Linked DNA regions of Homo sapiens: all the other regions are linked to region 4. The links are chromatin loops, found by intact Hi-C in ENCODE. Cell type or tissue: heart right ventricle. All regions are shown on one strand. Region 1 has its middle 4.7 kb from the start of MRPL57. Region 2 has its middle 15 kb from the start of SAP18. Region 3 has its middle 20 kb from the start of ZDHHC20. Region 4 overlaps LINC00367 (long intergenic non-protein coding RNA 367). Region 5 holds the start of LATS2 (large tumor suppressor kinase 2). Region 6 has its middle 6.4 kb from the start of SAP18.

The links. Hi-C counts contacts between places; a loop is a spot of excess contacts. Peaks named below come from ENCODE experiments on the same cell type or tissue, not always from the same donor. Only the 100,000 strongest peaks of a DNase experiment are listed, where the experiment ranks them.
Region 1: it touches region 4 in a loop (5-fold over the local background); 53 of 110 quality-filtered maps call a loop at or near these places.
Region 2: it touches region 4 in a loop (2.9-fold over the local background); 76 of 110 quality-filtered maps call a loop at or near these places.
Region 3: a loop joins it to region 4, with 10 times the contacts of the local background. A loop is called at or near these places in 78 of 110 quality-filtered maps.
Region 5: a loop joins it to region 4, with 3 times the contacts of the local background. A loop is called at or near these places in 48 of 110 quality-filtered maps.
Region 6: it touches region 4 in a loop (8-fold over the local background); 81 of 110 quality-filtered maps call a loop at or near these places.

What each region holds. Positions count from the first base shown.
Region 1 is chr13:21,179,344-21,183,343 of GRCh38, reverse strand. No RefSeq gene overlaps it. Among named protein-coding and RNA genes, the nearest start is that of MRPL57, 4.7 kb to the right of the region's middle. In heart right ventricle, a CTCF peak has its summit at 2,439 (motif pointing right); a DNase peak (open chromatin) is centred at 2,429.
Region 2 is chr13:21,123,124-21,127,123 of GRCh38, reverse strand. No RefSeq gene overlaps it. Among named protein-coding and RNA genes, the nearest start is that of SAP18, 15 kb to the left of the region's middle. In heart right ventricle, no CTCF peak of the experiment used is centred here; no DNase peak of the experiment used is centred here.
Region 3 is chr13:21,477,413-21,481,412 of GRCh38, reverse strand. No RefSeq gene overlaps it. Among named protein-coding and RNA genes, the nearest start is that of ZDHHC20, 20 kb to the right of the region's middle. In heart right ventricle, a CTCF peak has its summit at 2,282 (motif pointing right); no DNase peak of the experiment used is centred here; H3K4me3 peaks cover 723 bases.
Region 4 is chr13:20,942,090-20,946,089 of GRCh38, reverse strand. It overlaps LINC00367 (long intergenic non-protein coding RNA 367), which reads left to right. Exons shown (of 6, transcript NR_104058.1): 3 at 3,490-3,748; 4 at 3,845-3,949. Among named protein-coding and RNA genes, the nearest start is that of LINC00367, 5.3 kb to the left of the region's middle. RefSeq lists an enhancer at 2,020-2,596. In heart right ventricle, a CTCF peak has its summit at 2,361 (motif pointing left); DNase peaks (open chromatin) are centred at 2 and 2,349; H3K4me3 peaks cover 94 bases; H3K27ac peaks cover 469 bases; H3K27me3 peaks cover 85 bases.
Region 5 is chr13:21,060,142-21,064,141 of GRCh38, reverse strand. LATS2 (large tumor suppressor kinase 2) reads left to right here and starts at 2,556. Exons shown (of 8, transcript NM_014572.3): 1 at 2,556-2,796. RefSeq lists silencers at 2,342-3,141, 3,282-3,691 and an enhancer at 3,197-4,000. In heart right ventricle, CTCF peaks have their summits at 2,421 and 3,569; DNase peaks (open chromatin) are centred at 2,551, 3,271 and 3,696; H3K4me3 peaks cover 2,079 bases; H3K27ac peaks cover 2,594 bases.
Region 6 is chr13:21,131,705-21,135,704 of GRCh38, reverse strand. No RefSeq gene overlaps it. Among named protein-coding and RNA genes, the nearest start is that of SAP18, 6.4 kb to the left of the region's middle. In heart right ventricle, a CTCF peak has its summit at 1,664 (motif pointing right); no DNase peak of the experiment used is centred here.

The sequences.
Region 1 (4,000 bases), 240 kb before region 4:
CATTGGTCTATACATCTGTTTTGGTACCATTACCAATGCATTTCTTTTTTTTCTTTCTTTCCTTTTTAAAGAGATGGGGTCTTGTTCTGTTGCCCAGGCTGTTGTGCGATGGTACAGTCACAGTTCACTGCAGCTTCAAACTCCTGGGCTCAAGCAATCCTCCTGCCTAGGCCTCCCAAGTAGGCAGGATCACAGGAGCACCACTACGCTTGGCTTCATCGTGTTTTTCATTATTCCACTAATTAAAAATTTTCAATGGCTCCCCATTACTGATACAGTTTTATAAAAGTTTTTATAAAGTTTTATAAAAGTTTATAAAACTTCTTATAGTGTCATGCAAGATCTTTTGTGTTCTAGTCCCTGCCTACTTCTTCAGCCTTTTCTCTCTTTTCTTCCCCATTCTCAAATATCCTATCCTCTAACAATACTAAAATACTATCAACTTCTTAAACAATCACAAGATCGTTCCCTCTGCCTGTAATTCCTGCCACCCACTTGCTGGCAAGGCAAACTATGAATTTGCTTAAGGATCACCTCTTATGAAGCTTTTCCTGACCGCTCAGGCAAGGTTGAGAAATGGCACTTTCCCTCACTCAACAATTGGATAAAACAGAGCCCCAGGACATCTATTACAGATATAAGACAGGGACTGTGCATAACGCCCAGGTTGGCAATGATGTATTTTGTTACATGTGTGATTATGAACATCTCTGGGTGGCCAATTAGCCTCTGTTGACAAAAAAGATCAAGAACTATGATGACTATGATGGTAACAGTTATAGGTTTTCAAAGAGAAAAGTTACATGTTTCAAGGCCGGGCATGGTGGCTCATGCCTATAATCCCAGCACTTTGGGAGGCCGAGGCAGGCGGATCACGAGGTCAGGAGATCGAGACCATCCTGGCTAACACGGCGAAACCCTGTCTCTACTAAAAATACAAAAAATTAGCCGGGCGTGGTGGCGGGTGCCTGTAGTTCCAGCTACTTGGGAAGCTGAGGCAGGAGAATGGTGTGAATCCGAGAGGCGGAGGTTGCAGTGAGCCCAGACCACACCACTGCACTCCAGCCTGGGTGACAGAGCAAGACTCTGTCTCAAAAAAAAAAAGAAAAAAAAGAAAAAAAAGAAAAGTTACATGTTTCTACAACATTGCCTTGGCCAATGGCTGTATTTTATTTGTAGCACCTAGTGTGCTGTGTTAAAATGACTATGGTCTTTAGTAAGCCTAGTCCTACATTATACATTTACTGTTTATGGGAATGTTGCTGACATTTCTGAGCTTCAGTTTCACATCTGTAGTGTGGGGATATCTATGTTACAAGATTGTTTTAAAACTTAAAGATAATTGTACATTACAATGCCTATCTTTTCATTTGTTGCCTTCAATTTCTTCATACTCACAGTTTTATTTTGGCATCCTTTTGCTTCTCAAATGTCCTCTGAGATTCAAGTTAACCATTACCGTTTTACAAATTCCAAATTCAAAGGTTTCTGACTCATACATAGATTAGAGCAATAGTAATAGCAATGCTTAAGCAGGTCCCCCTGGCAATCTTTCTCCACCTTTCTCCTCAACAGTATCAGCAGCCACTATTTCCAGGTATGAAAAGTTCAGAGATAATATTATAATCATTTATTAATTAATTTATTTTTTGAAACAGTGTCTCGCTCTGTCACCCAGGCTGGAGTGCAATGGCACAATCTTGTCTCACTGCAACCTTCACCTCCTGGGTTCAAACAATTCTCCTGCCTCAGCCTCCTGAGTAGCTGGGACTACAGGTGTGCGCCACTACACCTGGCTAACTTTTCTACTTTTAGTAGAGATGGGGTTTCACCATGTTGGTCAGGTTGGACTCGAACTCCTGGCCTCAAGTTATCCATCTGCCTCGGTCTCTCAAAATGCTGGGTTTACAGGCGCGAGCCACCTTGCCTGTTCAGAGATATTAAATTGCCCATATGCACCACAGACATTTCTGTGAGCAATGAAAAGAATTCAACAAGTATTTATATACTAACAAGAATATGACACATTAATAAGATAGTTAACTTGGTTAAGCAACTGTGAAACACTTATTACACTTCAGGCACTTTGTTAAAAGATAACAAATAATTTTTTCTTTTTGAGTCTTGCTCTGTCACCCAGGCTGCAGCGCAACGGCTCAATCTCTGCTCACTGCAACCTCCGTCTCCCAGGTTCAAGCAATTCTCCTGCCTCAGCCTCCAGAGTAGCTAGTACTAGAGGTGCACGCCACCACGCCCAGCTAATTTTTGTATTTTTAGTAGAGCCAGGGTTTCGCCATGTTGGCCAGGCTGGTCTCGAACGCCTGACCTCAGGTGATCCACCTGGTTCGGCTTCCCTAAGTGCTGGGATAACAGGTGTGAGCCATTGTGCCCAGCATGAATAATCATTTTTAAAAACCTAATGTGTCGGCTGGGCACATGATGGCGCCACTGCACTCCAGCCTGGGTGACACAGCGAGACTTGATCTCAAAAAAAAAAAAAAAAAACAATGTGTCTTCACCATAGCCTATACAAATTGCAGATATTAAAATGTGAATGGGAGCTGGGCATGGTGGCTCATGCCTGTAATCCCAGCACTTTGGGAGGCCAAGGCAGGCGGATGGCTTGAGCCCAGGAATTGGGGACCAGCCTGGGCAACATGGCGAAAACTTGTCTCTACAAAAAAATACAAAAATCAATTGAGCATGGAGGTTGAGGTTGCAGTGAGGCAAGATGGCACCACTGCAATCCAGCCTGAGCAACAGAGCAAGACCCTGTCTCAAAAAAAAAAAAAAAAAAAGTGAATCATCTAACAAAACACAGTAATTTTTGTTAATGAGGAAAAACATTTAATGCTGGCAAATAAGACTCCCACTCTCATACATTAGTCTTGAAATTTTGCACTACCTTTCTGGAAAGCCATTTGTTATCAGAATATTTAAATGTTACAGTTACAGCTTTCGGCTCTAAATTCTATTTATCTATCTCAATACATTTTTGATTCATTTCATTTTAGAGATAGGGTCTCACTATGTTGCCCAGGCTGGTCTCACACTCTTGGCATCAAGCAATCCTCCTACCTCAGCCTCCCGAAGTGCTGGGGTTTCAGGCTGAGCCACCATACACAGCAAAAAAAAAAATTGAGACATTGTTCTGTTCCCCAGCCAGGAATGTAGTGGCACAATCATAGCTCACTGCAGCCTCAAGCTCCTGGGCTCAATATCTCAATATATTTTCAAAAAGCGTATGTATAAGGAGACTAAAAGAAAAAAAAATGAAGATTATCTCGTTAATGGGAAATAGTGAATAATGGGATTGAATTTTTTTTTCTATATATTTAACAGTCAACAAGATTTCTTTTTTGGCGGGGGTTAATCCATCGCTGCAAGCATTTATCCTTTCTTTGTGTTACAAACAATCCAATTGTAGTATTTTAGCTATTTTTTTCTTGAGACAGGGTCTTACTCTGTGGCCCAGGCTGGAGTGTCGTGGCACAACCACAGCTCACTGCAGCCTCAACCTCCCCAGCTCAAGCCATCCTTCTGCCTCAGTCTCCCAAGCAGCTAGGACTACAGGTGCACACCATGGGCCTGGCCAATTTTTTGATTTTTTGTAGAGTTCTCACTATGTTGCCCAAGCTGGTCTCCAATTCTTAGGCTTCCCAAAGTGTTGGGATTGCAAACGTTAGCCAGTGTGCCAGGCCATCTTTCAGCTATTTATTTTTATTTTTTTGAGATGGAGTCTTGCTCTGTCACCAGGCTGGAGTGCAGTGGCACAATCTCAGCTCACTGCAATCTCCAACTCCCTGGTTCAAGTGATTCTCCTCCTGCCTCAGCCTCCCGAGTAGCTGGAATTAAAGGCATGTGCCACCATGCCCAGCTAGTTTTTCTATTTTTTAGTAGAGATGGGGTTTCACCATATTGGCCAGGATGGTCCCGATCTCCCGACCTCGTGATCCGCCTGCCTAGACCTCCCAAAGTGCTGGGATTACAGGCGTGAGCC
Region 2 (4,000 bases), 180 kb before region 4:
AAGGCCAGAGATGTGGGCAGGGGCCAGGTCACCTATCTGAGACCATGACAGGAGTTTGAATTTTATTTTAATTAGAATAAGAGTCATAGCAGTTGGGATTCTTCTTGCAAACATGGAAGGACTCTGGCCAATTTAAGAAAAGGAATGGACTGAAAAAGCAGCTCATAGAACCACCAAGAAGGCTGATCGATTAGGCTTAGAAAAACACACAACCACTCTGTGAGGTTGGGCAGTCAGCAAAACAGGCAGAATCACCTCCCAGAGCTGGTGCAGAGGGCATGCCCCAACCAGAGTGACTATGTTGCCCAGGCTGGTCTGGAACTCCTGGGCTCAAGTGATCCTCCTGCCTTGCCCTCCCAAACTGCTGGGACTACAGGTGTGAGCCACTGTATGGGGCTTCACTCACATTCTTGACAGCCAGATTCAAGTTCTGAAGAATATTTATTTTAATCAACTTTCAAAACTCTTAAGTCCTGATCAACGAAAAGGGAGAAAAAGCAAATAAGTAGGCATGTATTGTATGTGGAAGGTATTTCAAAATGGCCAGCCAGGAGAGAAGACAGTAACTCTAGTGCACACACCATTTCACTCAGGGAAAGTCACAAAAGTCAGCCACAACCCCAGGCTATGAAAGGAGTCAAGGTGGCTGTTACAGGCCAGGTGAACACAACTTTAAATGGCATCAGTTCAAGACCATTACATTGTGGGACTGGAAATAGTTACTAGATTATTTCTGGGAGTAGTAGAAGTAGTGAAGTAGCAATATGAAAACAGTTGAGATGTCCGCCTTATTTAACCCTTAAACCAGAGGTTTTCAATTGTGGCTGCATATTAGAAGCACCTGGGAATCTTAAAACAACAATAACAACAAACAACGGAAACCAACACCTCCAGGGAAAGCCCAGGACCTCAGCTGTTTCGAGGGCTCCCTGGGGTTGGGAATCATTCCCAAAGCTTGGTGCTCACTGACTTGGGAAGGCGAGAGGTTTGAAATTCAAGCAGCCAGGAAATTTCTGTGCAAGGCCTGCCAATGCTTTGGACATCTCTTCATTATTTACAGTTCTGAGTTCAAAGAATTTTTAAGACTTAAAAATTACCAGATCCACACGAGGTCAGGAGATCAAGACCATCCTGGCTCACATGGTGAAACCCCGTCTCTACTAAAAAAATACAAAAAATTAGCTGGGCGTGGTGGCGGGCGCCTGTAGTCCCAGCTACTTGGGAGGCTGAGGCAGGAGAATGGTGTGAACCCGGGAGGCAGAGCTTGCAGTGAGCTGAGATGGCGCCACTGCACTCCAGCCTGGGTGGCAGAGCAAGACTCCATCTCAAAAAAAAAAAAAAAAAAAATTACCGGATCCAAATTTTTGCTTGATCTATTCTGGTGGGTAGTATCACAAGCCTTTATTTTGTTGTTGTTGTTGTTGTTTTACAAATTTACATTTTAATTGCCTTTATTTATTTATTTGAGACGGAGTTTTGCTCTTGTTGCCCAGGCTGGAGTGCAGTGGCTCAATCCTGGCTCACTGCAACCTCTGCCTCCCAGGTTCAAGCGATTATCCTGACTCAGCCTCCCGAGTAGCTGGGACTACAGGCACACACCACCACACCTGGCTAATTTTTGTATTTTTAGTAGAGACAGGGTTTCACCATGTTGTCTAGGCTGGTCTTGAACTCCTGACCTCAGGTGATCCGCCCACCTCGGCCTCTCAAAGTGCTGGGATTACAGGCATGAGCCACTGTGTCCAGCCTGCCTGTCTTTACAAAGAAAAAATAATTAAGCCTTGAGAATTTGTAATAGTTATATTTTTCTTTGTAACCATAATCTTTAGGCTTTTAATAACATCTAGTTTGTAACTCAGCTTAATTTTTTTTCTCTGCTAAGGTATGATGGTAGGGTGTGTAACTGTAAATTTGTAATTTATACTGAGGGTATGAGTTGGGCATGGCAGGGAAGCCGCTGGGACCCTACAGTGGACTATTTGTCATTCTTCAGGACAAAGGGAATGACAGCAGCCAGCGCTTCCTGCCTTGTACTCACACACTGGAGTGTGCTGAAGCGTACTGAGGAGGCAGGGCCGTCTCAGATGCCCCATCCTGCTCCTGACTTCGCAAGCTGCCACTCTGGGCAGTGTGCCAGCACAGGGGGAGCAGACACAAGCTCAGTTGCTCAGCGAGTTATGTGGGCTTTGCAACCATTGGAAACTCCAGAAACCTTAGCTTCACAGCTTGGAGAAAAGGAAAGTTTTGGTTGTCAGCGTACTTAATGGTGGTCCTAAAAAGGCTGCCTGCAGAGAGCACATTTTAGTAGGATTGGGATGGGGCACACCTGGCCTGTGGACCAGGCCCTGAGAAATAGCCTGTCGGGGGGCGGGGGGGGGGGTCAGGAGATTCACAGAAAGAGTGAGTATAATGAAGAGAGCTGAATTCCTGATTAGAAAGAAGTTTTTTGTTGTTGTTGTTGTTTGGTTTTTGGTTTTTTTTGAGATGGAGTCTCGCTCTGTCGCCCAGGCTGGAGTGCAGTGGCGCTATCTCGGCTCACTGCAAGCTCCGCCTCCTGGGTTCACGCCATTCTCCTGCCTCAGCCTCCCGAGTAGCTGGGACTACAGGCGCCCGCCACCATGCCCGGCTAATTTTTCTTTTCTTTTTTTTTTTTTTTTTGTATTTTTAGTAGAGACAGGGTTTCACCGTGGTCTCGATCTCCTGACCTCGTGATCCTCCCGCCTCGGCCTTCCAAAGTGCTGGGATTACAGGCGTGAGCCACCGCGCCCGGCCAGGTTTCTAATGGAGTGTGCTAGACATTAGGGAGCTTTCTCTCCCTCTTTTTATCTTCAGCCACGGTTTATCTCCACTGCCTTCCTCGGAATCCTAGAACTGCATTTCCCAGACCCTCTTGCCTCCAGGGTTCCAGGATTTACATTCTGCCAAGGACCAAGTTTAGGTACTCCTGCATTATTTGAAAGACAAAGGGATGCCGAGGCCGCAAGCAGGGGGCATGTGGGGACCTCAGCACACCTGAGGCCTTGCAGCCACCTCCAGGCACCCGCTGCGAGGCTGCCCCTCCCTGTTGGGCGTTTGAGCATCATGGAGGTTTCTGACCAGGGAACAGGGGGCAGCAATTTCCTAGGTCCCCGTCCCATAGCTGTCATGATGAACCTGGAAACTAACACCTTACTTTCCTGGATTTTTTCATGCTACTTAGCATCTTTCTTCATGCTGTTTTGACAAACTTCCCTGGATTTTTGCTCCTTTAGACCTGCCAGCAGTTTTTACAGTATCTGATTCCGTAATTTAAATCCCTTTCTGCTTAAAATATCTAGAATGGTTTGTTTTTCCAATTGAACACTGCGTGTTTGGTGCCAGAAGTGGCCCCAGGAAACAACTCTCAAATGTGGGTGTCTCAGTCTGTTCAGGCTGCTGTAGCAAAACAGCTTAGACTGCGTAATTTATACACAACAGAATGTCTTGCTCACAGTTCTGGAGGTGGGGAAGTCCAAGATCAAGGAGCCAGGTATTCAGTGTCTGGTGAGGGCCCGTTCCTCTTAGATGGCACCTTCTATGTGTCCTCACATGGCAGAAGGGCAAAAAAGGGCAAACAATAGCCAGGCATGGTGGTGGGTGCCTGTAATCCCAGCTACTCGGGAGGCTGAGGTCTGAGAATTGCTTCAACCCGGGAGGTGAGGTTGCAGTGAGCTGAGATCACGCCACTGCATTCCAGCCGGGTGACAGAGGGAGACAGAGGGAGAGCCAGGTGCAGTGGCTCACTCCTGTAATCCCAGCACTTTGGGAGGTCGAGGCAGACGGATCACCTGAGGTCGGGAGTTCAAGACCAGCCTGACCAACATGGAGGAACCCCGTCTCTACTAAAAATACAAAATTAGCTGGGGGTTGTGGCACATGCCTGTAATCCCAGCTACTCAGGAGGCTGAGGCAGGAGAATCACTTGAACCCAGGAGGCAGAGGTTGCAGTGAGCCGAGATTGCACAATTGCATTCCAGCCTGG
Region 3 (4,000 bases), 540 kb before region 4:
GTTCTGATTTTACGGTCTCCGAGCAACCTTCTGATAATCTGGTTTCCATATCATCTGCTTACAGGGAAGGAATACTCTTTGGTACTCGAATCTTTCCTGGCCAAGCTGGGACCTTGATACAGGTTTCTCCATATGTAATCATTAGGACTCTTGGACAGAAACAACAGAAAGTCATCTCGAAATGGGTTAGACAAAAGAGGAGTTGATAGGAAAGGTCTACAGGAGTGTCACAGGGTCAAACCTGGGGAGGTCAGGGGAGCAGCTGGGACGTAGGAAAACTCCAACTGAGGACCTGAAGCCCTCGGAACTCTCACCAGGCTTTTCTCTACTTCGATCTGGGTAGCAATTTCATTCTCTTTTACTGCATGTACACCAGAGAAATTCTAACTATGCTCTCCCTAAGAGTCAAAAATCTCTGGGAAAGGGGCTGATTGGCTGCCCTGTCTGAACCAGGTTCTATTCCAGACCAATCCACTGCAGCCAGGAGGGCAGGGTCTATACCAACACGGCAGCTGCCATGTCCCTGCACTGTTGGAGGGCAGCAGGGAAGGAACATATTCTTTCTTTCTTTTTTTTTTTTTTTTTTTTGAGACAGAGTCTCGCTTTGTTGCCCAGGCTGGAGGCTGGAGTGCAGTGGCGCAATCTCGGCTCACAGCAACCTCCGCCTACCGGGTTCACGCCACTCTCCTGCCTCAGCCTCCGGAGTAGCTGGGACTACAGGCGCCCGCCACTACGCCCGGCTAAATGTTTTTTGTATTTTTAGTAGAGACGGCGTTTCACCGCGTTAGCCAGGACGGTCTCGAACTCCTGACCTAGTGATCCACCCGCCTCAGCCTCCCAAAGTGCTGGGATTACAGGCGTGAGCCACCCCGCCCGGCCGGAAGGAACATTTTCTAAAAGATGGGCGTGACTACTCCCAGACGGCAGCAAGGGTGCTGGGCGGACACAGTGGATTGTTACTCTAAGCTGTGCCATTCTGTAGGCTAAGACCAGCTTAGGAGACTCCAGGGGACCGCAGGGCAAATTACACTCAACACTAGAGGATCAGGGTGAAAGTCACAGGAGAATCTTCTTTTTTTTTTTTTTTTAGACAGAGTCTTCCTCAGGCTGGAGTATGCAGTGGCATGATCTTGGCTCACTGCAACCTCTGCCTCCCAGGTTCAAGCGATTCTTGTGCCTCAGCCTACTACCAAGTAGCTGGGACTATAGGCGTGCACCACCACAACCAGCTAATTTTTGTATTTTTAGAAGAGACGGGGTTTTGCCATGTTGGCCAAGTTGGTCTCAAACTCCTGACCTCAAGTGACCCACAAACCTCAGCCTCCCAAAGTGCTGGGTGGGACTACAGACATGAGCCACCACGGCCAACCAGGAGAACTTTCAAATTGGCTGCCTGGCTCCAAGACTTTGACATACTTATCCCTTTATAGCCAATACATTTGACAGCATGCGATAAATTAAGAGCTATGTACACGGTTTTAATTCAATTCATAATATTTTGCTTTTTCTCTCCCTGGGGCATGTTTTACTTTTATTGTGGGCCAAGAGGTAAGACAGTAGGGATTTAAGTAAGCAGAGAGGAGTCGTCTAGACCCTCAGCTGCCAGCCTTTTGAGTCCTGGGTTTTCATTTTCTGATCCCATAAGTGATATTTCTGCCACCCCTCACCTCTGCCCCAGTGATGTATAAGCAAGGGAAGGAGAAGAAAGGAGAAAAAGCAGCGCCCACGTTGCCAGGTTCATGCCTTAAACAGTTCTCTAGATTCCAATGTCTCTGCCAACATCATGCCAAAGAAGATCCAACATCAAGTGCACATGTTGAACAGCTGAACCTAACTCAAGCCAGTTAGGGAGAGAAGTTTCCATGCTCAGAGGAGGCATCCCCTGTGATTTGTTTAACTTCACATTTTCTCACCTCTGCCTTGGAAGTGACAGGTGTTTAATTCTAAATTGTAACAGTTAATGGACTTTTAAAGACATTTTCCTGATATTTTTCTGAGGGAGTACAAGACAGACTTCAAAGTCAGAGTTCCATGCAGATAAGCACACAGATCCGTAGACAGAGGCGGTAGAGGAAAAGTGAGTCACTAAGTTTTCTTTAATGGAAACTGCATATCTTCAAAAGCTGGAGTGCAAACTGACACTAATACCACATCGATGCCATAGAATGAATGAGACAAAATGATGAAATGCAGGGAGAAAACTCGTATTGAGAAAAATTAAAAGAATCCTGCAAATCACTTGTGGCGTTACAGTTGATTTAAAGTGAAAGCATTCAATACAAATGTTCCACAAGGTGGCAGCCTTGCTTTTCCAAAAAATTTTTATCTGCCTTGCATACACCAAGCATTACTTTCCTTTCCTTTCCCTCCCTCCCTCCCTCTGTTCCTTCCTTCCTTTTTCTTTCTTTCTTTCTTTCCTTCTTTTTCTTTCTTTCTTTCCTTCTTTCTTTCTTACTCTCACTCTCTCTTCATTCCTTTCTTTGTCGTCCCTTCCTTTCTCTCTTTTTTTTTTTTTTTGAGACAAAGTCTCACTCTGTCACCCAGGCTGGAGTGCAGTGGCACCATCTAGGTTCGCTGCAACCTCTGCCTCCCAGTTAAAGCGATTCTCCTGACTTAGCCTCCTGAGTAGATGGGATTACAGGCACCTGCCACCACGCCCAGCTAATTTTTGTATTTTTATTAGAGATGGGGTTTCACCATGTTGGCCAGGCTGGTCTTGAACTCCTGACCTCAAGTGATCCTCCCACCTTGGCCTGCCAAAGTGCTAGGATTACAGGCGTGAGCCACCTCACCCGGCCTTTTTTTTTTTTTTTTTTTTTTTTTTGGCAGGGCCTTGCTCCACCCAGGCTGGAGTGAAGTTGAGGGTTCCTCAAACTCCTGGGCCCAAGCGATCCTTCCACCTCATCCTCCCAAGTAGCTGGGATTAGGGGCATGCACCACTACACCCAGCTAATTTTTAAAACTATTCTGTAGAGACGGGGTTCTTGCTATTTTGCCCAGGCTGGTCTCGAACTCCTGGCTTGAATCTATCCTCCCGCTTCGGCCTCCCAAAGTGCTAGGATTACAGGGTGAGACACTGCACCCGGCCCACACATGATCTTTTTTTTTTTTTTTTTTTGAGACAGAGTCTCTCGCTCTGTCACCCAGGCTGGAGTGCAATGGCGCGATCTCAGCTCACTGCAACCTCCACCTCCTGGGTTCAAGAGATTCTCCTGCCTCAGCCTCCCGAGTAGCTGGGATTACAGGCACTAGCCACCACACCCAGCTAATTTTTTGTATTTTTAGTAGAGATGGGGTTTCACCATGTTGGCCAGGATGGTCTTGATCTCCTGACCTCGTGATCCGCCTGCCTTGGCCTCCCAAAGTGCTGGGATTACAGGCGTGAGCCACCATGCCCAGCCCACACATGATCTTTAACAGAAAAACTAACCATATAATAAAGAAGATATACAGAAAATTACAGAATATCTCAGAGATGACTTGCTTAATGAAGGAGAAACATTGTGGGAGGCTTTGAACTGACATGCCTCAGCTAAATATTGACCAACTCAGAGAAATTAGTGCTTTACCACATTTACCATTAGCACTTGCTGTTTGTGTTTGCTTACATTCGGCAAGGAAGGAAATTAATGTTTGGAATCTCTATGCAACATCTTGTTACTAGCCAGGTTATCTCTTCAGTATCATCAATGTCAAATCTTTATTGAAGCCTGCTCTATTCAAAGCATTCTGCTAGGTGCTAGTCTTCTTTCTAGGAGAGTTCTCTTGCCAAGAGGATGAAATGGGAGAAAACAGTGTGCTTATAGTACTTACCACACCTAGACTTATATAATATTTAAACATTCAATAGTGGGTGAAAATATATTAATAACTCCTTTATGCTTTGCAGAATGTCATGCGAGCTCTTCCCCAAAATTTTATGATCCAAAAAGAATTAAAGGAATGTTCACAGTAGCATCATTTCAAATAAAAATTCAGAAACAACATAAATATCTAGCAC
Region 4 (4,000 bases):
CTCTCCACCGTTTCTCCATCCCCCCGGGGTTCCTCTAGCACGTGCTGAGCCCGCATCCTCCAGGCTAGCTCTCGTGGTGGGTGCCTGAGTGAAGAGAGCATTTCCCCTTTCTCAACAAAAGTAGTACAAAAGACGTCAAATCCAGGATGTTGTGGTTCAAATTTTAAATCTGCCACTTGGTTCTATATTCGGCAAAATCCTATTATTATCTGTGTTTTTTATTTTTATTGAGACAAGAGTCTTGCTCTGTAGCCCAGGCTGGAGTGCAGTGGCGCTATCTCGGCTCACTGCAAGCTCCGCGTCCCGGGTTCATGCCATTCTCCTGCCTCAGCCTCCCGAGTAGTTGGGACTACAGGCGCCCGCTACCACTCCCGGCTAATTTTTTCTATTTTTACTAGAGACCAGGTTTCACCTGCGTTAGCCAGGATGGTCTCGATCTCCTGACCTTGTGATCCACACGCCTCAGCCTTCCAAAGTACTGGGATTACAAGCGTGAGCCACCGCGCCCGGCCTATCTGTGTTTATTTTACGAGGTTTTGAGGATCCTGTTAAAGGGCTCAGCATTCTCAGTTCGGTTCTACAAATGTTTAATGAACACCTAATATATGACTGGCACTATCCAAGAAGAGATATCTTCTCTCCCTTCCTCTGTTCCTTCATTAAATATATTTTGTGTACCTGCTGTGTGCCAGACACTGTACTGTGTATTGGGGATACCCGTGAAGAAGGTGGACATGCTTCCTTCTGCCCAGGACTCACAGGAGGGGAAAGCATTTAGAAAATTATAATACAATAGTCTCAAAGGTATGATGGAGAAGTGGAGGAAGCTGCTGCTGGAGCACCCAGGAGAGGACGCGATCCAGACTGGGGAGGTCATGGAAGGCAGCCCAGCGGAAGTGATGCCTACCTGAAACCTACTATTAGGCAGCAGAGGCCGGAGAAGGGGCACACATGGTGTGGGGGATGTCGCCATATGTCTGGAGCTTCACAGTGCCTGAAGAAGATTTGAGGCTGGAGGCACAGGCAGGGCCCAGGTAGCGAAGGGCCGTATGAGTCTTATTAAGGAAACTGGGCAAGATTAACCAAGTTGGTTATCTGTTGCTTGCAACTAAAGAACTCAACCAGACTGAAATAGAATCACAGAATCGTGTATTTCGAGTCTCGCAAGGAACTCCAGAGACAATCTGATTTGGAAACAAACCTCTGGACAGTTAAGGATTATCAGCCCTCTCTTGTAAGTGGGGTGGATCACTCAGGTTAGGAAACAGAAGTAACCCCACAGTGTCACAGTGAATATGTGCTAGAGTGAAAACACCCACACCTCCTGTCTCTCAGGGTGGAGGGGCGCATTCCCCACCACCTCTTTGTTTATCCCACGTGGTATCTAGTATAACACCTTGCTTTGAGAGAGAACCATTTTAGTAGAGATAATAATACCCAATTTAAGCATATCAGTTAAAAACAATGAGAAGGAAAAAGCTACATTAAGCTGGTAAGAGAGTAAAGGTGCCATATAGTACTTCTTCCAGTATTCAGACCAACTCTTTTAGATTTTTTTTACCAACCTCCTATGTTAAATATACTTTTTTTTTTTTTGAGACGGAGTCTCACTCTTTCGCCCAGGCTGGAGTGCGGTGGAGCAATCTCGACTCACTGCAACCTCCGCCTCCCGAGTTCAAGCAATTCTCTGCCTCAGCCTCCTGAGCAGCTGGGATTACAGGTACCTGCTGCCATGCCCGGCTAATTTTTGTATTTTTAGTGGAGAAGGGGGTTTCACCATCTTGGCTGTGCTGGTCTCGAACTCCTGACCTCGTGTTAGACCCGCCTCGGCCTCCCAAAGTGCTGGGATTACAGGCGTGAGCCACCACGCACTGCCAGTTCTATTCTTTCTTAACTTCCCTTTTCCTTGAAATAATCCTCCCCTTACCCAACTGACTCTTTTCTCCTCTTTTTTTTTTTTTTTTTTTTTTTTTGTTGTTGTTGTTGAGATGGAGTCTTCCTCTGTCGCCCAGGCTGGAGTGCAGTGGCATGATCTCGGCTCACTGCTACCCCTGCCTTTGAGGTTCAAGCAGCTCTCCTGCCTCAGCCTCCCAAGTAGCTGGGATTACACGTGCCCGCCATTATGCCCGGCTAATTTTTGTATTTTTAGTAGAGACGGAGTTTTGCCAGGTTGGCCAGGCTGGTCTCAAACTCCTGACCTCAGTTGATCCGCCTGCGTCGGCCTCCCACAACTGACTCTTTTCTTATGTTGAACAAAATAAAGTTTCCCTGAGTGCCCTGAGCAGCTAGGGCGCCATCAAGGAATGAAGCGTCCTGAATGGATCCTTCTAGAAAAGGCTGGGGGTGGGAGCCACCTGGTGGCCAAAGCTGTGCAGACCACAGCTGTGTAATGAGGCAAGTTGGTTTAAAAAAGGAACAGGCTGCAGAGCCGAAGTATTTGTCAAAGTAATAAAAACGTTTAAATGAGTCATTTGGTTTATAGCAACTCCTAGGAAACGCTTTTCCAAACAATTTAGTCTGTTGAGCGCACACAGTACTGGTTTCCGCTAGAGTCTTGTTCATGTAATTGAGAAATTCGCAACTTAGACTTGAGCAGCAGTTCTCAAAGTGTGGTCTGTGGACTTCAGGGACACACGAAGTCCCCCTTTTCAATTGTATACCTGGGGGGTGCTGGACTTCCCCATCTACTTCAAACAAAACATATGGTAACAGGTCAAATGTGGAAGCAGAAATAAAAACTCCACCATCTGCGACCGGATGCGATGGCTCACGCCTGTAATCTCAGCATTTTGGGAGGCCGAGGTGGGCAGATCACTCGAGGTCAGGAGTTCAAGAGCAGCCTGGCCAACATGGTGAAACCCCGTCTCGACGAAAAATACAAAAAATTAGCTGGGCATGGTGGCGCACGCCTATAAATCCCAGCTACTCGGAAGCCTGAGGCGCGAGAATCGCATGAACCCGGGAGGCAGAGGTCGCAGTGAGCTGAGATTGCACCACTGCACTCCAGTCTGGGCAACAGAGCGAGACAATGTCTCAAAAAAAAAAAAAAAGAGAATTCCACTATCTGATATTAAACCCGCTATTCAAGAGGTTTGCAAAATGTAAACCAATGCCACTGATGCCACTAACTGTTATTTTGGGAAATATAGTTATTTTGCATAAAACACATTATTTGTGTTAACATGTAATTGGTTTATAATGGCCACTTTTCCATCTATAAATATTCTTTATTTTTTTCCATTTTAATTTTTAATATGATAAATATTGATAGATAGATAGATATGGATATAGATATACCTCCTTTCTGTCCCCTCACTTCATATATATGAATTTGTCTGAAGTTCTCAATAATTTTTAAGAGTATAAAGGGATCCTAAGCTCAAAAAGTTCTAGAACCACTGGACTAGAGCAATGTGTCAGCTGAGCATTAAAAACAGTACAGAATTTGACATTCCCCTGGAGGGGTTACTGTGTGATGATTTGAATCAGGTACACTTGCAGATGTGTTTCCATCAACCTCTGTATTGAAGGCCCAGTTATCTCTACTTACCTTGTTGCTCGTGTAAACACCTCTTAAGTACCACTCCAAATCTTTGGACACCGTTGGACGCTTACTCCACCCTGCTGCCACTGCAGAAACCAGCTGTCTGTGGACACTGCCAGCTCCATGTGGCATCCCAAATGGCACCCACCTCACAGGACCCCTGGCCCCTATGCTTGAGAAACCCACAATAAGTCAGAGAAAAAAGTAAGTGCAGAGAAATTGAAGCTTGTGGGGCGAATCTTCAACCAATGAGCTTAGGAGCAAACAGATAACGTTTTTTTCCTCTCCTACCTGACACAGTGTGCTGAGATCCAGGCCCCTCCAGAAACAGTCCCAGAAGCCCAAACAATCAGTTGTCAGATGCCCAATGGTGACCAGCTCCTCAGCCCAAAACTCTAGCACTCCGTAAGTTAAGGCTATGCATAGTTTACCATTTCACCATATTCTCAGCATCTA
Region 5 (4,000 bases), 120 kb before region 4:
AATAAACACAAATCGTTAATCACAACATTCTTCCATGTGAGCGTGTCAGCTTTCCCAACCAAGCCCCTATCTTGGAAACTTGTTTCCAATTTGTCTGTATTCATATATATATATAAAATTTAAAATTTTTAATGTTTTTTAAAAAAGGCACAAAGAATAGTATAGCACACATTATTGAACCCAACCTCCCAGAACCAACAACTTTTAAGATTTTGAGTTTTATTTCCGTTTTTTAAATAAAAGAAAGCATTGTAAAGTTGAAGTCTTCATTTTTTTTCTCTGCTCAATTTCCCTCCTTCCCTCTAATATAAACAACAGCTGTCATGAATTTGGTGTGTGTGATATTGCATTCTATGTCTATACTTATATAAAGTATGTGATCATTTTAGGTTCTGTGGGATTTTGATTATTTATAAATATGGTATCACAGTGTATATATATAGTTCTGCAACTTGCTTTTTTTCACTCCACAGTGCTTTTGAATTCTTTCTACCATCATTTATCCTTTACAACTACAGAGCTAGTTCATTAACTTAGCTACTGTGTATATTCCATCATTTGGATATCTACCTTTCATTTTCCTACCCCTTGACTGGACATTTGGGGTTTTTCTCAATTTTTCACTACTGCAAACAATGCTGAAATGATCATTGTAACTGCAACATTTTTATTAGGTATTTTATGCACAAATTTTAAGGTCCATTAAATCTATTTTATAATATTTTTCATTCCACAAGTGTTTTAAAAATTATTTTTACATCTTTGAAGGCAGAGCAGGAGCAGGATCTTTAAACACACAACAAAAAAAGATTAGCAGCCATGTGGCTTGGGGTTGGGGTGGAGAAAGTATAGTCAGCTTAAGAGTGAAAAGAAGGCCAAGCATGGTGGTGTGCGCCTGTGTTCCCAGCTACCCTAGAGGCTGAGGCAGGAGGATGGCTTGAGCTCAGGAGTTCAAGGCTGATGTGGGCTGCAGTAAGTTATGATTGTGCCACTGCACTCCAGCGTGGGCAATGGAGTGAGACTCTGTCTCTAAGAAAAAAAGGAAAAAATGTGGAAAAGTACATAGGTAATGCCAGTAGGGCTCAATTGCAGAATATTGGCTGGAGACTTATTTTGCTCCCAGTACTGTGCAAGATATCTGGGTAGCATACAGGATACTATCGAAAAATTAAATTGAATTCTAAGCTGCACGATGATGGTTTCTTTTTTTTTTTTTTGCACACTTCTGCTGGCAGGAAGGGATTACGGTTTGATTATCAGAGCCCAAAGAAGAGAGAAAACAGAGATCTGAGAAGATTCCCTGGAAGAGCTGAGGCCTTAAGAGATTGAAAGAGAGGGAGGGGAGGAGGATGAACCAGGGACTGAAGGCTGGGTGAGACTGTCAAAATAGTGCACAGATAATGACCTTTACTACTGTTTCCCATGAGAGTAAAATTTAAAAATTTCACAAGAGTTTGTCAATTAAAGAGGAAATCGAGTTGACTTTAAACACTATATTGACCCTCAGCATCACTTGCCACAGATATAGGTGGTAGGAAGTATGATGTTAGGAGAGCCAGAAGTAGACTGAGGATTTGGCTTCCAGTCTATTATTTCTACTGTGAATCTTTGCACCATCCCTGCTTCTGTCCCTGTACCAGATCCACAGTCCTCAAATGGATAGTGAAGCTGTTCAAAACCCACGACCTCACTTGCTGGTATATACGGTACTATACTATTCCCTACACCATAAAATACTTCTCAGAAAGAAAATATACATGGGGAGGGGAGGTTGATTAAATTAAATCAGGTTAAATTTGGGTGTGCATCAGACGTTCTTTTTTTTTTTTTTTTGAGACGGAGTTTTGCTCTTCTTGCCTAGGCTGGAGTGCAATGATGCGATCTCAGGTCACCGCAACCTCCGCCTCCCGGGTTCCAGTGATTCTCTTGCCTCAGCCTCCCGAAGAGCTGGGATTACAGGCATGAGCCACCACGCCTGGCTAATTTTGTATTTTTAATAGAGACGGGGGTTTCTCCAAGTTGGTCAGGCTGGTCTCGAACTCCCGACCTCAGGTGATCCACCCGCCTAGACCTCTCAAAGTGCTGGGATTACAGGCGTGAGCCACCGCTTCTGGCAAACGTCCTTCTTAATTGTTTGATTCCACTGTCCCAATAGCCGTCTGTCCTTTTCTGCCCCTATTTTTAGTGTCCAGCCACTAGTTGGTAACTTGGTGGCTCCTTCAGGCCTGCTAACTTTTTTTTTTCTTTCACCAAGACTGGTATGAGATACTTAAGAATAGTGGCTTTAACGACAGTTACCAACTTTTAATACAAATGCAGTCGAGAGGGCAAATACTCAAGTTTGGGGGCAGATAGCAGCCAGTCAAATAGGTCCGAGAGGCCCTGGCGAGCTACCGCAGGCCAGCAGGGAGGCCGTGGGCAGGTGGCGGTCGAGGCCGGAGGCAGGAAGCACGGCCGGGCGGGGCTGGGCGGAGCGGCCGCGGAGGAGCAGGGGCCGCAGGCGCCCCGCCCGGACTGGTATGCGGCCGAGAGTGACGCGGGAGGCGGGGTCACGTGACGCCCGTGGAATGCCAACAATGTAGCGAATGTCCCACTTGGGTCTGCGCTTTGGAACCGCGGCGTGAGCGCCCCGGGAAGATGGAGCAGTCGCCGTCCACGCCACCGCCGCCGCCCGGGGCTCCCCCGTCCCTGCGGGGCCAGCAGCAGCTCCAGCCACCAGTGCCCGGTCTCCCGGCGCGAGAGGCCCGGGAGCCGCCGGCCAGGACGCCCCCGAGGGTGTAGACCGCGCCCCTGGAGGTGAGGGGGCTGGGAGCTGGGGTCGGGGCGGCAGCTCGGAGGGTGGCGAGAGTTTCCGCGAAGCGGTCGAGCCCTGCGGCTCCGCGCACCTACTGTGGTGCCGAGGCTCCGGGAAGGGCGCCCGGCGGGGCGGCCGAGGAAGTTTGTCCGGACGGAGCCCTGCGCCCTGCCCCCACGGTCCGCGCCCGCCCGGAGCCGCCCCCGCCCGGCGGCTCGTAGTCCAGGCCGTACGGAGCCCGCGGAGCCGGTTCCAGAGGAGCCGGGGAAGTTGGAGGCCGGCGTCGGGCGGGGGCAGCGGGGCTGCGCCGCTTTGTTGTGCGGCGACCGGGGCGGCCGGGATCCCGGCGGGGCAGGGGCGGCGCGGGCCGGGGGCGGTGTCCTAGACCCGAAAGGCCGTAGCGCCGGGCGCGCCTCTGCTTCCGCTGTCTCCGGGGGATCGGCTTTTCACTAGACGCCCGGCCGGGCGCCCCTGACAGCCTCGGGACCCCCGGTCCGGCGGCGCAGCGGTCCCACGGATCCGGGGCCATCCTCCCGGCCGCGCCATCGTCCCACGGGCCAATCAGTCCTTCAGAGCCCGCCCTGTTGGCCCCCGCCGGCCGCCCCGTCGTCCCGCGAGCCGACGGACCCACGGCGGTGCCGCAGTCGAGGCCGCGCCGCCCCTCAGCCCCCGGTGGCTGCGCCGCCTCACCCACTGCCGCGCGGTTCCCACCCCGTTCCCCGCGGCCGCGCCGCCGGCTCACGGGCCAGTCAGCCCCTCAGAGGCCACCGGACCCTGGGGGCGCCGTTCCTCCCGGGCTGCGGGCGGCCAGGCCCTGCTCGGCGTCTCCCGGCCGGCTGCCGCGCCAACTCTGCGAGTTTGCTCACGGTCTTGGCGGGACGCGGCCCGAGGCGCAGGAGCGCTTTCGTGGCCACGCGAACGGCGGCCGTTGCATAACACGCCATTCCCGTGCCCTAGTTTAGCGACGTGTGGGGGGTTTGGCTTTCTCTTCTGATGTAAGCTCACCTGCGCTTAGCTCCCCAGCCGGACTCTGGAGATGGGGATTCTGACATCATTCACATCTTGCCATCACATCCTTCAGCCCAACTCCAGAACTTCTGGGGAGCTTTCCCTCGGGGATGGAGTGCGGCCTGGAGCAAACCCGTTTGTGAAATGCAAGTCTCCAGTGTCCCGAGGGTTGGGAACGGGGGGCGAGGCGAGGAATGG
Region 6 (4,000 bases), 190 kb before region 4:
GTTGTCTGCTCTCAAACCCTGTCTCCTGATACGATGTTATCAATGACAATGCGAGCCTGAAACTTCATTAGCAATTTTAATTTCGCCCTGGTCCTGTGGTCCTGTGATCTCGCCCTGCCTCCATTTGCCTTGTGATATCTTATTACCTTGGGAAGCATGTGATCTCTGTGACCCACACCCTATTCGTACACTCCCTCCCCTTTTGAAAATCACTAATAAAAACTTGCTGGTTTTGTGGCTCAGGAGGCATCACGGAAGCTGCCGACATGTGATGTCTCCCCCGGATGCCCAGCTTTAAAATTTCTCTGTTTTGTACTCTGTCCCTTTATTTCTCAGACCAGCCGACACTTAGGGAAAATAGAAAAGAACCTACGTGAAATATTGGGGGTGAATTTCGGCCCGATATCTCGCTGAATTTTCCCCCGATACATGCCCAGCTAATTTGTGTATTTTTAGTAGAGACAGGGTTTCACCATGTTGGCCAGGATGGTCTCAATCTCCTGACCTCGTGATCCGCTCACCTCAGCCTCCCAAAGTGCTGGGATTACAGGCGTGAGCCACCGTGCCCAGCCTTCTTTTTTAAAAAAGTAGAAGAAGCAAGTCACAGAACACATACGATAGGGTTCAATTTATGCAGTTTATTCAATTTGGGGGGAAAATAGGAACCCCTCACCTAAAAATACTGTTTAGGGAAACAAACATGAGTAGTAAAACTATAAAGAGAAGCAGGGGGAAATAAACACTAAATTCAGTTTAGTGTTACCTCTGAGGGTAAGCTTGGGTGATGCAATTTATGAAGGGCATCCACAGCTTCTAAGATACTGGTAATATACTCTTTCTCACTAGGAGGAGTGTGTTTTTTATTCTTTACATTGTAGCTGTACATCTTAGAAACTCTTTTGTATGTGTGATTTAGATTACTCTTTTAAAATAGTTATTTACTTACTTACTTTTGAGACAGGGTCTGGCTCCGCTGCCCAGGCTGGAATGCATTGGCATAATCTCAATCTCAGCTCACTGCAGCCTCCGCCTCCTGGACTCAAGCAATCCTCCCACCTCAGCCTCCCATGTGGCTGGGACCACAGGCCACACCACCATGCCTGGCTAATGTTTTCTAGAAACGGGGTTTTGCCATGTTGCCTAACTTGTCTCAAACTCCTGGGCTCGGCAGGGTGTGGTGGCTCATGCCTATAATCCCAGCATTTTGGGAGGCTGAGGCGGGCAGATCATGAGTTCAGGAGATGGAGACAATCTTGGCTAACACAGTGAAACCCTGTCTCTACTAAAAATACAAAAAATTAGCCGGGCGTGGTAGTGGGCACTTATAGTCCCGGCTACTCGGGAGGCTTAGGTGAGACTCCGTCTAAAAAAAAAAAAAAAAAATTCCTGGCCTCAAGCAATTCACCGCCTTGGCCTCCCAAAGTGCTGAGGTTACAAGTGTGACTAACCACACCCAGCCATAAAAAATTTATTTTTTCATTGTGCCTAGAATAGGCATGCATGCAGAGTTGCATGCAGGCAATGTTTGTTTTTTCAAAAAGATATTTAAATTTTCTCCCCAGTTCTATGATTCTAGTATATCTTTTTTTTTAAAATTTTATTTTTCTGAATAAAGAAGAATTCTAGGATGATTCTAGTATTATATCTTTTTCAAAACCTCCATAATATAATAATACAGACACATGAGGGCACTCTAATCAATCCATTAAAGGGAAAACATTGAAACTATGAAAATGAAGAACTTCACAACCTTTTATTGGTGATACTGGGGAGGGTTCATTTCTTAGATATAAGCTCTCATTTTGGGACCTTTCCAAATAACCAGCTCTCATCAAAATGAAACTTTCCGACATCTTGAGGCAGTAGAAGTGCATCTATATTTTAGAATACTTGGAATACTTTTTCAGCAGCCCTCATTCTACCTACATGGACTTGTAAAACCAGCTCTGAGTTGCTCCTGAAATTGTAATATTTAAGGGTATGCATCTTTCCTTTCTTTTTAGAATTTACGTGGACAAGTATTACACTTCTAAGTAATATACCCAAGGGAATTGAAAGCAGGGACTCAGGTATTTGTGCACTAGTGTTCATAGCAGTATTATTCACAGTAGCCAAAAGGTAGAAACAATCTGAATGTCCATCAACAGATGGAAAGATACACATAGAATGGAATATTCAGCTTTCAAAAGGAATAAAATTCTGACACGTTACAACGTGGGTGAACCTAGAAAACATTATGCTAAGTGAAATACGCCAGACACAAAAGAACAAACATTGTGTGATTTCATTTATAAGAGGCACATAGAATGAACAGGCAAATTCATAGGCAGAAAGTAAAAGAGAGGCTGCCAGCGGCTGGTGGGTACGTGGGGACTGGGAAGTTATTGCTTAATGGGTACAGAGTTTCTTTTTGAGATGATGAAAAAATTCTGGATATGGATGGTGGGAATGGTTGCACAACATAGTGAACATACTTCAAGTCACTGAATTGTACACCAAAAAATTGTTAAAATGATAACATTTATGTTACATACATTTTATCACAATTTTAAAAATTAAAAAAAGTGAACATCTGAAGTATGTGAAAAATAAGTCATCAGACTCTCTCCACTCTTCTTTTTCTACTCTCTCTCTTTTGTGTGTCCTAGCATTATGAATCTAGGAAAAGGCAGATTCTCCGAATTAAAATCAGAAATATGTAATGAGGAGTTCTAAAGAATATGCCTCAGTCAATCACTGCAACTCCATGGCATTCTCTGCTGTTAATATGAAGAAGAATGACCTTTTAATGGCAGGGAAATAAGTGAACACTATACAAAATTTGTTTCTGGAGAAGATTTAATGAAATGTATTATCCATAGAACTATCTGGTTGTTTATAAAAGTTGTGGATTATAAATTTGAATCTCTAGGGGATTATTAATGCTTTTCAAATTCCTCTCATGACACTCTTTCCTTCAGGTGTATCTGTAGGCGACAAGGGGTACAGCATTTATAAGCACAATATTTACTGGGCTCTGTTTCCCAAAGGGTTGTATGTGAACAGTCTCAGTAAAGCATCTACTTGTTACCAAGAGTAAAGGCTGGGCGCAAAGGCTCACACCTGTAATCCCAGCACTTTGGGAGGCTGAGGCAGGAATATCACTTGAGTCCAGGAGTTCAAGACCAGCCTGAGCAACATTATCAAGACCCCTGTCTCTTAAAAAAAAAAAAAAATTAGCTGGGGTGGGACGTGCCTGTAGTCCCAGGTACTCAGGAAGCTGGAGGTGGGAGGTTTGTATGAGCCCAGGAGGTCAAGGCTGCAGTGAGCCGTGATTGTGTATAACTGTACAACTCTTTTGCTTAGACAACAGAGTGAGACCCTGTCTCAAAAAAGGAGTCGAAAAAATATATAAATTTCCATAACAATCCTAGAAGAATTAAGCTTACAGATAGTACAATTACTACTTAGACTGTACATTTCTTCTCTCTTTCGGTTTTTGAGACAGAGTCTCACTCTCTTGCCCAGGCTGGAGTGCAGTGGCCACCTGGGCTCACTGCAACCTTCACCTCCACACTTCAAGTGATTCTCCTGCCTCAGCCTCCCAAGTAGCTGGCATTACAGGCGCATGCCACCACACCTGGCTAATTTTTATAATTTTTAGTAGAGACGGAGTTTCACCATGTTGGCTAGGCTGGTCTCAAACTCCTGACCTCAGGTGATCCTGCCACCTTCACCCCCAATGTGCTGGGATTACAGGCATGAGCCATGTCACCTGGCCTTCTTATTTATTTATTTATTTTAAGAAAGAAAGTGTCTCACTTTGTCTCCCAGGCTGGAGGGCAGTGGCATGATCACAGCTCATTGCAGCCTCCAGCTCCTGGGCTCAAGGGATCCTCCCTCCTCAGCTTCATGAGCAGCTTGTACTACAGGCATGAGCCACCACATCCAGCTCATTTTTTAATACTTTGTAGAGATTGAGTCTTGCTAGGTTGCCCAGAATGGTCTTGAGCTCTTGGCC